Linked DNA regions of Homo sapiens: region 1 is linked to region 2. The links are chromatin loops, found by intact Hi-C in ENCODE. Cell type or tissue: PC-9. All regions are shown on one strand. Links, peaks and the distances in the headings refer to the core of each region. The heading gives the core; the rest is flanking DNA. Region 1 has its middle 32 kb from the start of LINC02651. Region 2 overlaps COL13A1 (collagen type XIII alpha 1 chain).

Region 1 (12,568 bases), core at 4,793-7,292, 200 kb after region 2:
GCAAAAAAGAAACAAAGCCAGCCAGAGCTCCACAAAGTGCTAATAACATCAACACCTTCGTGTCTCTGATTAGTTTGTCACCTTGTAGTGGTAAAGAAGACCTTTCACTCCATGTGTTTCCAGGACCCTGGTCCAAAGTTGTGGTTGAAAACTTACACTGCTCAAAGGCGGCAACCAGGTCTCCAACTGAGTAAACTACAAAAGGTCAGAGACAGTACCTGTCTCATTCACCACCGAAGCCCCTGCCCCCGGGGGACCCAAGCTCAAGGGTGGTATGCAGTAGGCACTCAGATAATGACAGCAAACCTTTCCTCAGCCCTTCCTACCTGCCAAGTGCTGTTTTAAGCACGTTACCACTTTATATCCAGTATTAACTCATTGAATCCTCTCAGCGCCCTTATGAAGCAAGTTTTAGTGACATCTCCATGGGGAAACTGAGGCACAGAGTGGTTACGTAGCTCATGCACGATACACAGCAGTAATGAATAAACAAGTAAACAAATGAACCTGTTATGTTGTCATTGAGACCTTCTAAAATATCCCCCCCAGGACCTCAGAGTCTCGTCCCTCCCATGGCTGAGGAGCTGCCTAGCGCTGTTAACAGCGCTCATAGTTTGGGGAGGAGCCTTGATAGAGTCTCAAGATGAGGAGCGCAGCAGGCCTGCGGAGGAAGTGTATTTTGTTTGCTATTCTGGAGGCGCTAAGTGGGAAGGTGGCAGGGCCCTGTCCACACACTCACACACACACCGTGTCTCAGCTGACAGGAAGAGGAAATGCCTTGCATTTTCCAGCCCCTTGTCCCCAGGCCAAACCTAAATGCCAGCCTAAAAATACAGCCTGGAAGCAGAGCTGTGATAACAGCTCTCTCCTGTCTCTGTCACCACCTCCCCTTCCCTTACCCCCTCAGGTTTATTTTCGAATGAGGACACCGCATAGAAGTAACTTGATGCTGGTGAAACCTGAGTGCTTTCCTTTCATGTCTCCTTCCATTCAGGTTTCTGGAGGGGAAGAGAAGGAAAGGAGGGAAGCATGGCTGCCTTTGTCCAGGAGGAAAGCAAAGGGGATGGGGTGGACAGCAGTACAAACAGGCCCTTTCGGCCTGATTTAGTGACCTGGTTGGCAATGAGAATTTGTCATGCTGAGTGCCATGCCAGGCACGGTGTAGAGAGCTGGAGTCAAATATACCATCCCTGTCCCCAAGGCACTTTCACGCTCAACAGGGCTTGCACCAAAACACTGGAAAGAAGAGCGCAATGCCCTGGGGCAAACATTGGGGTCCTCCAACCAGTTATAAAAGGTCACCCCTGCCAGGGCCAATAAAAGCCAAGGAGGAGTAAATGCTTGAAAACTTCCCTGCTACCCATTACTGGAAACAAGGCAAGGATGTCCACTTTTGCCATTCCTACTTAACATTGCACTGGGGTTGCAGCCAGTGTAATAAGGCAAGAAAAAGAAATTTAAAACATCCAGATTTGAAAGGAAGAAGTAAACTGTCTTTATTTGCAGATAACATAAATGTCTACATAGAAAATCCTATAGGTGCCTGTAATCCCAGCTACTTGGGAGGCTGAGGCAGGAGGCAGAGGTTGCAGTGAGCTGAGACTGCCCCACTGCACACCAGCCTGGGCAACAAGAATGAAACTTTGTCTCAAAGAAAAAAAAAAGAAAATCATATAAAACTTACAAAAAAGGTACTAGAATTAATAAGTGAGTAGGAAGATTATAGAATTTAAGATCATTATACAAAAATCAATTGTATTTCGAATATACTAGCAACCAAGAATCAGAAATTGAAATTTAAAATACTACCATAGGCTGGGCTTGGTGGCTCATGCCTGTAATCCCAGCACTTTGGGAGGCCAAGGTGGGTGGATCACCTGAGGTCAGGAGTTCAAGATCAGCCTGGCCAACATGGTGAAACAAAGTCTCTATTAAAAATACAAAAAATTAGCCAGGCATGATGATGGGCACCTGTAATCCCAGCTACTTGGGAGGCTGAGGCAGGAGAATCTTTCGAACCCGGGAGGTGGAGGTTCTAGTGAGTCGAGATGGCACCATTGCGCTCCAGCCTGGGCAACAAGAGCAAAACTCTGTCTCAAATAAAATAAAATAAAATAAAATAAAATAAAATAAAATAAAATACTACCATTTACAATAGAATGAAAAAATATGAAATACTTAGGGATAAATCTGGCAAAAGATGTGTAAGACCTTACACTGAGAACTACAAAGCACTGCTGAGTGAAATTATAAAGCTAAATAAATTGAGAGATATACTGTGTTCTTGGATTGGAAGACAATATTATAAGACAATATTTCCACCGAATTGATATATAGAATCAATAAAATCCCCATTAAATCAATAAAATCCCCGTTAAAATCCCAGTAGGGTTTTTGTAGACATTGACAAACTGATTCTAAAGTTATATGGAAATACAAAGGATGTAGAACAGCCAAAACAACTTTGAAAAAGAACAATATTGAAAGACTTACTCTATGTGATTGTATGACTTATTAAAAACTATAGTAATCAAGACAATAGGGTATTGGTATGAAGATAGACAATAGATCAATAGTGGACATTTAGTCTGGAACGAGAGATAGGGGTCATTCTTACAGAGTCAGAAGGCAGCCCAGGTACACAGTCCAATCACCAGGTAAGCACCAGCGGACAGGTCCATCTTAGTAAAGGCTATGGCCAAACATCCACCCACAGAGAAGGAGATCTGTACCTGGGAGAAAGTAATAGAGTCTAAAAGTAGACCCACTTGTATGTGATCAACTGATTTTTGACAGAGGTGCCGGGTAATGCGTAAAAGATAATCTTTTCAACAAATGGTGCTGGAACAATTAGACAATTAGATACCCACATGCAAAAATAAATAAATAAATAGGAACTTGAATTCATAAATAACTTAGATTCATAACTTGCACCATATATAAAAGTTAGCTCAAAAGAACATAGACCTAAATGTAAGAGCTAAATTTACAAAATTAGAAGAAAACATAGGAGGAACCCTAGTGACTTGGATTTGGAAAAGGTTTTATAAATGTAATGCAAAAAGCACAAACTATTAAAAATAAATACATTGGGCTTCAAAATTTTAAAAGTTTGCTCTTCAAAAATATATGCTTATGAAAATGAAATGGCAAACCACACACTGGGAAAAATATTTGCAACAAATTTATCCAGCAAAGGCCTTATATCTAGACTATATATAAAGAATTCTTACAACTCAATCAAACAGCAAACAACCCCATTTTTAATTATTTATTTATTTATTTTAATTTTTTTTTTTTTGAGATGAAGTCTCTCTCTGTCGCCCAAACTGGAGTGCAAAGGTATGATCTCAGCTCACTGCAACCTCCACCTCCCGGGTTCAAGTGATTCTCCCGCCTCAGCCTCCCGGGTAGCTGGGATTACAGGCACCAGCCATCATGCCCAGCTAATTTTTGTATTTTTGGAGAGACAGAGTTTCATCATGATGGCCAGGCTGGTCTTGAACTCCTGACCTCAGGTGATCCATCTGCCTCAGCCTTCCAAAGTGCTGGGATTACAGTTGTGAGCCACTGCGCCTGGCCGAACCCAATTTTTTAAGTGGGCAAAATATTTGAACTGACATTTCACCAAAGAAGATATGTGGATAACAAATAAGCATGTGAAAAGATGCTCAATACCATTAGTCATTAGGAAAATGCAAATTGAACACCCACTAGAGTGGCTAAAAATAGCTTAAAAAGACTAACTTTAGTGAGTGTTGGCCAGCACATGGAGCAACTGGAACTCACACACGCTGCTGCAGAGAATGTAAGATGACATTCCATTACAGAAAACAGTTTAACAACTTCTTTCCACCCAAGAAAAATGAAAGCATTTGCCCATGTGTGCATGAATGCTCATAGCAGCTTTCTTTGTAATAGCCAAAAACTGGGAACAACTCAAACGTCCATCAGCAGATGAATGGAAATACAAATTGTGGTCCTTCCACACAATGGAACACCACTCAGTGATAAAGAGCCATGAACTGCTGACACACACAGTAATGTGGATGGCCACCAAATTAATTAGGCAGAATAAAAGAAATTGGACCCAAGAAAGTATACACTGTATGCATCCATTAATAGAACATTCTAGAAAAATTCAAATTCATCTATAGTGACAGAAAGCAGATCAACTTTTGAGGGTGATAAGGATGTTCACTGTCTTGATTGTGGTGATCGTTTCACAATGTATACATATGTCAACATTTTTTATTAAGTTGAACACTTTAAATATAGGCAATTCATGCTCTATCAGTTATACCTCGATAAAGCTATTTTTAAAGTGTTTTTTTAAAAAGATAAGGGCGAGGTGCAGTGGCTCATGCCTGTAATCCCAGCAATTTGAGAGACCCAGGTGGGAAGATTGCTTGAGCCCAGGAGTTCAAGACCAGCCTGGGCAACATGGTGAAGCCCCATTTCTACGAAATAGTACAAAAATTAACGGGTGTGGAAGTGCGTATCTGTGGTCCCAGCTACTCAGGTGGCTGAGGTGGGAGGATCAATTGAGCCTGGAAGGTCGAGGCTGCAGTGAGCCGTGATTGTGCCACTGTACTCTAGCCTGGGCAACAAACAAGACCCTGTCTCCAAGTAAATAAATAAAGGGAAGAATAGGCCTAGGCAAGGATTCTAAACTAATTTTTGGTTATGGTCCTTTGAGAATCTGATGGAAAACCACATAAAATTGGACACACACAAATCCCACACAATTCCAGGTGGGTTTGTGGACCCTCAGTGGCCTGCGGCGCCCACCCTCAGGCCCCAGGTTTCACGCCCCTGGTCTACAGTAGCATCAATGACCACACGTGTTCACATGCTGACTCTCCACCCTAAAATAATGCTGGACCCCTTCCCCTCGGTATAGCTCACCCTCCCCTGGGCCAAGAACATGCATTTATGACAAAGTTGATAGATATTACAGTAAGACACTGCACCCTGAGAGAGAGCCACAGGGTGGGCCCACCATGGAGTCAAGCCCAGAGGGCTGGCCATTGGTGCACTGCGTGCTGACCCCTGAACTACGGGCCCATAGCATCATGAAAGCTCAGAGCAGCCATCCTGGGGGAGCTGGAGGAAACAGGGACATGTTCTGCTTTCTCGGTCTTCTTCTTCTGCCTTGGTCTCCCAGACACGGGCCTCCTTCACTGTGGCCAGAGGCTTGGCCATAGCCTTTAGTGAGCCGGACCTACCTGCTGGTGCTTACCTGGTGATTGGACTCTGGATGCAGTCTGATCCCTGACTTTGTAAGAATGCCCGTTGGTCCTAGCCCCAGACTGAATTCTAACTCTCATCACCACTGCTCCTAACACTGACCCCACATTGACTCAAGTGCGTTACAAACCACAAGGGAGTCCAGATCAGGAACTGTGGGTGCTCAGAGCAGCTGAGCCTTCTTGGAGACACAGAACAAAAGCTGTGTTTTCAATCCTGTTGCCTCGAAGCCTGAGCCAGTGCAGGTGGATCGGTGCTGACGGTGATGATAACGAGAAGGAAAAGGTGAAACGGGCAGAAAGAGCCTCAGTGTGATTTGGCTGCGTGAGCAAATCCGTCCCACCCTTCAGAGTCTCAACCTGCGATCCTTCGTCTAAACTGGATTTTGGCTCTGCAGACCCTGAAATAGGAAGACAAAGAAGAGACACAGAACAGCCCTCCCTGCCCTCCCCTGATTTACCCCATTCTACCTGAGTCCCTGGGGAGAAATGCTCAAACCCAAACCTCCCAGCAGAGGGCGCCCTGTGCCTTCTAACTCGGCACAGTGGCGGTTTCCTGGGTGCCAGGAGGGGAGTCCTTGGTTCCCAGGTGCCCAGCCAGGCCGAATGGCAGGAGGAGGGAGCTTCTGGCCAAACCGCTCCTGAGACTCCCCTCCTGGTCCCTCCTGAGTTGTCAACTGTCTGTGCCTTGTGGTGGATGGTGTCGGTGGGTTCAGAGATGCCTTTGGCTGGGACCGTGCAGGGAGGATGCTCTCTCTCTATCCCCTCAAAGTTCCCTAGTGGTTAGTGGGCACCCACCCACAAAAACACTGTAGGGCTCTGGCTGCCCCAGCCTGCCCCATGCCTAAGGAACTAGCTTCCTGCCCTCCAACAGGGTCTAATCTGAGAATCCTGGACCACATAAAAACGCACACCTGTTGGGGTGAGGGACGGTGCCAGCTCAGTGGCTCTATCCTAGCTGCCCATCACAGTCACCTGAAAAGCTCTGTAAACACACCAGTACCTGGTTCGCTCTCCACCAATAAGCAGAGATTCTGGAGGTAGGGCCCAGGAGAAGTATTTTTCTCAGGTCCCAGGGCTGAGAACCAAGGGACAGAGGCTCTGCCGGATGGCTCAGCCCTTGTGCTCCAAGTGTGGCCCCAGGACACAGCATCGCCTGGGAGCTTGTTAGAAATGCGGGGTCTTGGGCCCCACCTCACGCCTCCTCACCCGGGAGCTGCAGCTTCACAAGATCTCCAGGTGATTCACGGCACATAAAAGTTTGGGAAGTGCTGACTCCTGACACCAAGAGGTTGATTTTGTGATTGGGCTGTGGGAAGCAGACCAAAAATAGTTGCCACATGGCACGTGAACAAGTGTTAGCAGAACAGAGAGAGCTGCAGGACATTTAAAAATGGGAGCCCTCTGAGTGCCGGAGTATTCAGAAGGCTTCTTGGTGGAGGCAGAATTTCAGCAGCCTTGAAGTCAGGTCAGTGAAGAGGGTGAGGAGATATTTCAGGAGGGGTCATGGCTCAGTGAGGGCCCCGGGGAGGAAAGCACATGGCGCATCGGGACACAGCGAAGAGGCAGCCTGGGGGAGAAGGACCTCCTTAGAGAGCAGGCAGAAGTCCACCTGGACAGGGAGTTTGGAGCCAGCCAAGGGGACCCGTGACTGTTGGGCAGAGGAGTTAGAGTTTTCTCTGTAGGCAAAGGGGAGCAATTGAAGATTCTTGAGCAGCAAAATAGCCTGTAAATAAGAGCTTTGAAAAATATACCAGAAAAAAAATGGGAGGAGAGATGGAACAGAATGGCCCGCTTTCCCCATAGTCCCAGACAGGGTGATTAATAAAGAAAACAAGAAAAGGAATAGCTACATTTTTCTGGTGCTTACTATATTCCCAGCATGATTCCAAGTGCTTGCTTTGGTTACAAGTAGAGTTGACGTTCAGCCGGTGCACACCAGCAAGCTTCTGGGTGGCATCTTAACTGAGGGGTCAGAGTCTCCAAAGCCCCTATTGTGAAACATGTTGAATGTCATCCCTGGTTAAATCTAGGCCTCTGTCCAACAGACCACGTGCAACCCCCAGCACAGTCAAGTAGCACAACCACAAGGAGCCTTGATTTCTCCTGTGTTAAATGGAGTTAGCAGTAACTGCACCCCATGGAGTTTCAGTGAAGATTGAAGAAGGCCATTTATGTAACACGCTTAGCAAAATGTCTGGCGCAAAATGTGTGGATAAATGGAGCTATTGTCATTCGGCAGAGCCTCGTGTGAGGGAGTGATGCTGGAGACTGGAGGCTGAGTGTCTCATCTGTGCCTACTTCAGACTTCTGGACCACCTGCTTCCCTTGCAGGCTGTGGGTAAGGGCTCCATTCCCAAACCCCATCCCATCCTCTTAGCTATGGCCAAGTAGACCCAGCTCCTGGAAGACAGCGTGCTGCTTCAGGATGAAGCCTTCTCACGTCTTTCAGCTTGAACCCCCTTCCTTTGGGCTGACCCCCATTTGCCCGTGAATACCTAGTTCAGTGAACAAAAGAGAAACTGAGTCCAGGGCACAGTCCCTGAGCGCTGAGACTGGATTGGAAGCCCCTACCAACACCCTGTGGCCATTGTCCCCAGCACTACCATCACTGCCATCTTCGGTGTCCTGGCTGCCTCCCCACCATGCTGTGTAAGGACTCTTTGGGTCCCGGAATTCCCAGGCTCAGCGCTGTGGCCTGAAGGCTTGGCCCAGCAATTGGCAGGGCGCAGGCAAGCAATAATATTGAGTGAATGAATGAATGAGCATTCTCTCCTAGAGTTCCTGCATCTGGGGGAAGGTAGTGTGACTTCATGGTTGAGAGCTGTCAGACAACCTGGATTTAAATCCTGGATCTCCCATTTACTAGCTGTGTGACTTGGAGCAAGCTACTTAACCTCTCTGTGCCTCCATCTCTGCGCCTATAAGATGGGCTAATACAGTTGTGATGAATTAATTAATTAATATGCATAAAGCACTCAGCACAGGTTCTGGCAGGGGTAATCTCTCAATAAATCATACCTGGAATTATCATTATGGTGATTATCGTTAACTCTTAGCTCCCTGGGCTTGCAAACAAGCCTGGCTCTTCAGAATAGAGACATCTAGGGTGCAGGAGCCCCCACCACCCTGTCCTTGGCAGGCGGGAGAGGATTTCAGGACAGGCAGCGGCCTGGCCTGCAGGCTGGAAAGGTGTGCTGGGAGGATTCCTCCAGCTGCTTCCTCCCTGTACCCCTCTAACCCAAACTTCCTCTGGGAGTGGATTGAGCTGCAAGGTGACTTCCTTTGCCTGTGATCCTAAGTCCCTCACCTCATTGCATCTGGGACAGAGCCCCGGACTCCATGACCCCCACCTCATTTCCAAAAAGATTAGACCAAGCAGGTTCCCCCACACTTTCCCTTCTTCCCCAACCTCTCCCACCAAGTCATAGGTCAGCATCCCCCAAAATGTGCTCTTTAAGACACAAGTCCTGAGGGGAGCTCCCCAGTCAAGTGCTTCATGTCACAGTTGTTTTTTTGTTTGTTTGTTTGTTTGTTTTGAGACGGAGTCTTGCTCTGTCGCCCAGGCTAGAGTGCAGTGGCGCGATCTCAGCTTACTGCCAGCTCCGCCTCCCGGGTTCATGCCATTCTCCTGCCTCAGCCTTCTGAGTAGCTGGGACTACAGGCGCCCGCCACCACGCCCCGCTAATTTTTTGTATTTTTAATAGAGACAGGGTTTCACCATGTTGGCCAGGATGGTCTCGATCTCCTGACCTCGTGATCCGCCCGCCTTGGCCTCTCAAAGTGCTGGGATTACAGGTGTGAGCCACTGCGACTGGCCCATGTCACAGTTTTATGCTGCAGCCCTAGTGCTTCCTAATGCACATTTGTTACTAAAGGCCCTGACAAGTCCTGCAGCATACAACATTGTTTCTCTCTTGTATCAGCTTCCTAGGGCTGCCATAACATATTACCACAAATGTGATGGCCTAAAAACAACAGAAATTTATCTCTCACCATTCTGGAGGCCACAGATCTGAAATCAAGGAATGGGTAGGACTGTCCTTCCTCAAAAGGCCCTAGAGGAGAATCCTCCCTTGTCTCTTCCAGCTCCTGATGGCTCCAGGCATCTTTTGGTTTGGGGCTGCATGACTCCAGTCTCTGCCTCACTCCTTACGTGCCCCTCTACCCTGCAGGTCTCCCTCACCTTTTACTCATCATTGGATTGGGGCCCGCCCTAAATCCAGGGTAATCTCATCTTGAGACCCTGGATTACATCTGCCGAGTACACTCTTTCCAAATAAGGTCACTTTCACAAGTTCCTGGGGTTAAGACATGGACATACCTTTTGGGGAGCACCATTCAACTCACGACACCTCTGTTCAAGCTAGAGTTTTCCAAACTTTGGTTATGGAATTGTCTCTGACTTTTTAATAAATGTTTATTAATTTATAAGACACGGCCAGGCATGGTGGCTCACACTTGTAATGCCAGCACTTTGGGAGGCTGAGGCGGGCAGATCACGAGATCAGGAGATTGAGACTATCCTGGCCAACACAGTGAAACTCCGTCTCTACTAAAAATACAAAAAAAATTTAGCCAGGCACGATGGCAGGCACCTGTAATCCCAGCTACTCGGGAGGCTGAGGCAGGAGAATCGCTTGAACCCAGGCAGCAGAGGTTGCAGTGAGCCACACTGCACTCCAGAGCCTGGGCGACAGAGTGAGACTCCGTCTCAAAAAAAAAAAAAAAAAAAAAAAGCACACATTTATAAGACATAGTTTGGGAAGCACTTGTCACACATCTGGGAGCACTGGAAGCTACAACCTGGATCGTCCTATCTAGTTACTGCTCCTTGTCTAACATCACCCAGGGAGTCACTGGCAGGGTCCAGGCTGGGACTCTGAAGTCCTGACAACCAGAACACTGCCCCTACTGCCATGCTAATTCCTGAAAGGTCACAGCACTCCTAGGCCCCAGACAAGCTGCCCGTGGCCCATCTGACCCGACAGTCCCAAGACCCACCAACAATGGTCCTCTCTGAGAAGGACGCCAGCCAGGGCCATCCACACACCAGGACAGCTGCCGGCTGAGCATCAGGGAGACCTGGAAAATAAATGATGAGATGGGCTGGGGGCCTGGCTCCCGGGGCTGGAGATTGATGCGGCCACAGCCAAAGCGACATAATGGGCCTTGCGGGCCAGCCGGGCGGGAGATAAAAGGCAAGGGACATAAATAACCCAGGAAAGAAAGGGCGAAAAGCCGGCCCACAGGAATAAATCCCTGGTCCCTGACAGGCTCAGTGTGGGAGTCAGGGCAGTGTCTCTGGGCAGGGGTGGGTGAGAGGGTAGGGGGGCTGCGTGATGGGCTGCCAACCGCCCTCCGCTGCCCTCCCAGGGCTCTTGGTCACACTTGCCCCCACACACCACACTCATGGGGGCAGTAGGGGACGGGATAAAGCCCAGACAGGAAGTCGCCCTCTCTGCCTCAGTTTCCTCCTTGGTAAAATGAGGTGAGGTGCTAGGTCAGTGTTTCTTCAGAGGGGCTTAAGGACCACCTGCATCAACATGACCTGGGAAGCTTGTTTAACATGTGAATTCCTGGGTCCCTCACAGATTTATAAAATAAGAACTTCTGAGGGAGGGTCTAGGACCAGCCCAGCTAACAAGCTTCCCAGGTGGGAAACCTGCTGGAACAGATGAACCCTAATATCCCTGCCATCATATGGATTGGATGGATGGTTGGTTGGATGGATGGATGGATGGATGGATGGATGGATGGATGGATGGATGGATGGATGGATGATGGATGGATGAATGGATGTCTGGTTGAAGAGATGGATGGATGGATGGATGGATGGATAAAGAGATGAGTGGACAGAGAGATGGACAGGCAGAGAGGTAGACGGGCAGATAGGCAAATTGTCAATATGTGGTTAAGTGAATAGATGAATGGATAATAGATGTTTGCTACCATTTATTAACTTCCTATGTGTTAACTTCCTATGTGTTTGCTACCATTTATTAACTTCCTATGTGTGCTTCCTATGTGTTAGGCTGAATGCTTTGCTTGTGTTTATCTACTATAATTCAATTTTTACTCTAATACTCCAAATTCGCAGAAGATTAAACTGACTCAGAAGTTCCATGACCCACCTAGGGTGAGTGCAGCGCCAAAATTCAGCCCAGTCCTGTGCTATCCAGAGCCAGTGCCCCTGACCACCACAGTGTGCTATGCAAGACAGAAGGGACACCGGGACATCCTCCAGTCAATGAGCATGACCAGTGTGTTGTCTTTATGACCCTGACATCTCTTAAGGTAGAATCTGACCCCAAAATTCCCCATCCCATCCCCACTTGGCCCTTACTGTCTCTGTGCCCAGGGGTCTGGGTGAGAGCAAGAAGAGCTTGCAGTCCTCCCAGCTGGAGGCAGTAGGCACTCATTTTTCCTGGTGGCTCATGCACTCCTCCTGTTCTTTTTAGGTGTTCCCAAACCTTCCTACTTCCCCAGTTCTCCAGGGAGCCAGCACTCCTCTAATGTCCCCCACACCACCCCAGCCTTTTGCTCTCCCCTCTGGTGAGGGCCCCACCTGCCTCCCAAGGACCATGGGGAAGACTGGGCCAAGGGTCCCTGAGAAAGGAATTTTGCTGCATTGAGGACTGGGGTCAGGGTGGGGGCTGAACCTGGCCTCTGGACATGATTTTTCAGGAGATTCAAAGAGGAAGGCTCTGCTCAATGGGGCCTGCTGCAGAAGAAAATGGAAACCAGATGTGTGTGCCGTGGGGGGAAAATCTACTCAAGACGGGGGCATTAGCACCTCATTCCCACTATTCTCAGCCATGGCTTCGGATCACTGGAGGGGAGAAGGGCAGGGGGCCTCCCAGCTGCCTTTTTCACTCAGAAGAGAAGAGAGGGGAAGAGAACCTTCCAGATCAGTAGAAAGCTCCAAGCCCTCTGGGAATTCTGGGCTGAACAGACAGAACAAAACAGGAGTTGTGCTGGTCAGGGCCAAGACACGGAGGCCCAAGGCATGAAATTGCTGAGACAAGATCACATAGCATGGCCATTTCGGCAAGATGCGGCCAGTCCTTTGTTCTCCCCCTGGAGTTCCGCCATTGTCATTCCTTCCAAGCAAAACTCCCCTCCCAACCCTTGGTGAATATGAAGCTGCTCCTGGGAAGAGCACAATGTTAAGTCATTTCCAGCCATCCCACTGTGACAGCAAATTAGGTGGTCACAGATCTCTAATTTTAAAGTGGAGAATGATCTCCCATAATCTAGCCTAGTGGTTCTCAATCCTGGCTGCATATTCAAACCACCTGGGGTAGATAGGGAGTGGG
Region 2 (2,500 bases), core at 1-2,500:
TGTGGCTGCCAGGCCAGGCTGCAGTTCCCATAGGCTTAAAGGCAGAGGGGATCTGGTGTTCTCTGGCTTCCTTCTCAGCTGTCCACACTCTCCCTTTCCTGCCATCTTACAGGAGGTCCTCGTCCATCCTTCTCCTTACCAAGGCTAGAGGACTTCCACCCTCTTCCTCCGTGATGGGTCTTCCATGCAAGTGTCCAGTTAAGCTTCTTAACACACAGGCTGGATAGCGAGACCCCTGCCTTAAAACATCCTTGGCCTGCTGTTGACAGTAGGAAAAGGACCAGGTTCCTGAGCATGACGTTCTGACCCCTGCTTCCTTCCTAGCCTCATCACCTGATATCATGTCATGATATCACTAGTTTCTGTGTCCTGCTAGTTTCTGTGTCCCTGAAAACACTACCCATTTCCACGGTCTGTCTTTCTTCCATTTCAACTTAAAACCCTATTCATCATTTGGAGTCTTGGTTGATAGAGCACCCAGTTCTTGTCTGGTGCCCTGGGCTGAGCTGCCCTCGCACACTGACTCCTGCACCCCTATGGACCACAGACCTGAGGGCCTCTGAGTAGAGAGGGGCTCTGCCCTGTTTTCAGCCTGCAGAGGCTGTTTGATGGGAGTGGGGCCCTTTTATCTCTTCTATGAAGCTTTTTGCTATCCCCTATAACTCAGCGCTGCATCCTCAATGCGACAGGGACCACTTAGCGTTTGTAATCGGCACACACAAATTTATGTCTGCCTGAGATGGCTTCACTTTTATCCTCTTTGGGCCAAGTCTCTAAATTCTACAGAAGGCCTAGAATCTTTAGTTCCCAATGCCAGAGCCCTCTCTCAGCATGACCCCACCAGTGACCCCTGAACCATAGGTGGGATGGCAGAGCTAAATTCAGGAAGTTACCATGGCTGAAAATCTAGAGCCCAAGGCTTGCTCTAGACACTAACTTCCTTCTTGTGGGACTGAGAGAGAAGGGCACAGCCACTTACTGCAGCTGCCATGTGTCTGCACTGGACTGAAAAGCTTTACAACCTTCCTCTCTTCCATCTCCAACAATCCCTTCCAATGTGGGAGTGGACGTTATTCTTGCTTCACAAGTAAGCTAACTGCGGCTCACAGAGGACAGGTATGATTGCCAAGGTCATGCAGCCTAGGGCTTTGGATAGTCTGTTGTCTGTTATGCCAAGGTACTTATTTCTCTTGGCCAACCCAAGTATCAGATGGACTGATGTTCCGTCTGCTTCCACCAAACAGCCTTTGCAGGCTGAAAGCGGAGCAGAGCCCCTCTTTGCTTGGTGGGGGTCCTTAGGTCTGTGGCCCATCATAGGGGTGCAGGGGTCAGAGTGTGGGGGCCGCTCAGCGCAGGATGCCCAGAAAAGCTCACTGCCTGTGTGCACAGCCGCTCTGTGGCCAGCAGAGGGCGTGACAGTACCTCATCTGAAGTCTGGCTACTCCCGCCACAGCGGTCTCCAAGCCCTCTCAGTAGTACCAGCTGAGGGCTCCTGTCATTCTTTCCTTTGGAGGGTCCCCTGCTAGCATTCTGAATGACCAGACCAGTTTGACTCAGTACAGAGGCCCCCACAGTCCTCTGGTGTGGGTGCAGGTGGGAGGTCAGCTTGGGAGTCCTTGACTATTCAGAGGCCCCCGTCATCCCTCTCTTCTACTTTCTCTGTCTTTTCTCTTGCTTTCCCTCAATGCCTCTGCCCTCTTCTTCCCACCTCCATTTCGAGGAGCTGGGCTGGCAGTGCAGGTGACCACAGATAAGCCACTTTCTCCCACTGGTCCAGGGTTCTTGGTTGCAAAGTGCGGTTAGATCAGATACCTCCCATCCACTGGTGCTCCTGTCTCTTCCCACCCACCCCAGCCCTTTCTCTGCTCCCCTGCACAGCCCTTTGGAAGGAGAGAGGCCAAAGCTGGGGAGGTGCCATTTGGCTTGGTTGGCAGCTCCAGAAAAAGGCTCTGTGGGGTGGGGAGGGACTCTTAGCTTTGGTTAAAAATGCAGCTCTAGGAGGGGTCTCAGTGGGTCCCTGCTCTCCCTTCCTCCTGCCCAGAGGGGTGCTCCTGCAGGGAGGAGGTGGTGTCTGCTTCAAGCTTGTCTCTGGGCTTCTGTCTCCAATCCTGGAAGAAACTGTGCAGAGCAAAACCCCGGAGCGTGAGAGTCTCCAGGCTAATTGGGGTTGTCCTCAGCCCCTGTTGATGTGAGTGTGTAAAGACACAATCAGGTACTCAGGGGAAATCAGAGCCCCAGGAGCCTCCTCGGGAGGCAGCCCTCCTTGTTAGGGTGGCTGACCTTCGCCCCTTCCCTCCTCTCTGGGTCAATTCTCTTAATTTCGCAAGTGACCCGGGCTTCCTTGATCCCCATGGCAGGGCCTCCCTCCCTCCCACCCCCTTGCTTGGCAGGAAGCAGGGGCGCCCCCACTGGCCTCCCCCAGCTGACCTCGCTCTGCCGCTCACTCCACTCTCATTAGGCTCACTCCCTGGGGCTTGTCTCCAGGGACCTGCCCCTGCCT

Evidence for each region. Hi-C counts contacts between places; a loop is a spot of excess contacts. Peaks named below come from ENCODE experiments on the same cell type or tissue, not always from the same donor. Only the 100,000 strongest peaks of a DNase experiment are listed, where the experiment ranks them.
Region 1: a loop joins it to region 2, with 3.0 times the contacts of the local background. A loop is called at or near these places in 5 of 110 quality-filtered maps.

Annotation. Positions count from the first base shown.
Region 1 is chr10:69,710,337-69,722,904 of GRCh38, reverse strand. No RefSeq gene overlaps it. Among named protein-coding and RNA genes, the nearest start is that of LINC02651, 32 kb to the right of the region's middle. In PC-9, for the core only: CTCF peaks have their summits at 5,552 and 5,751 (motif pointing right); no DNase peak of the experiment used is centred there; H3K27me3 peaks cover 1,404 bases.
Region 2 is chr10:69,913,741-69,916,240 of GRCh38, reverse strand. The region is part of intron 17 of COL13A1 (collagen type XIII alpha 1 chain); the gene reads right to left. Among named protein-coding and RNA genes, the nearest start is that of LINC02636, 94 kb to the left of the region's middle. RefSeq lists a silencer at 1,332-1,421 and an enhancer at 1,482-1,531. In PC-9, for the core only: CTCF peaks have their summits at 1,187 and 1,387 (motif pointing right); no DNase peak of the experiment used is centred there.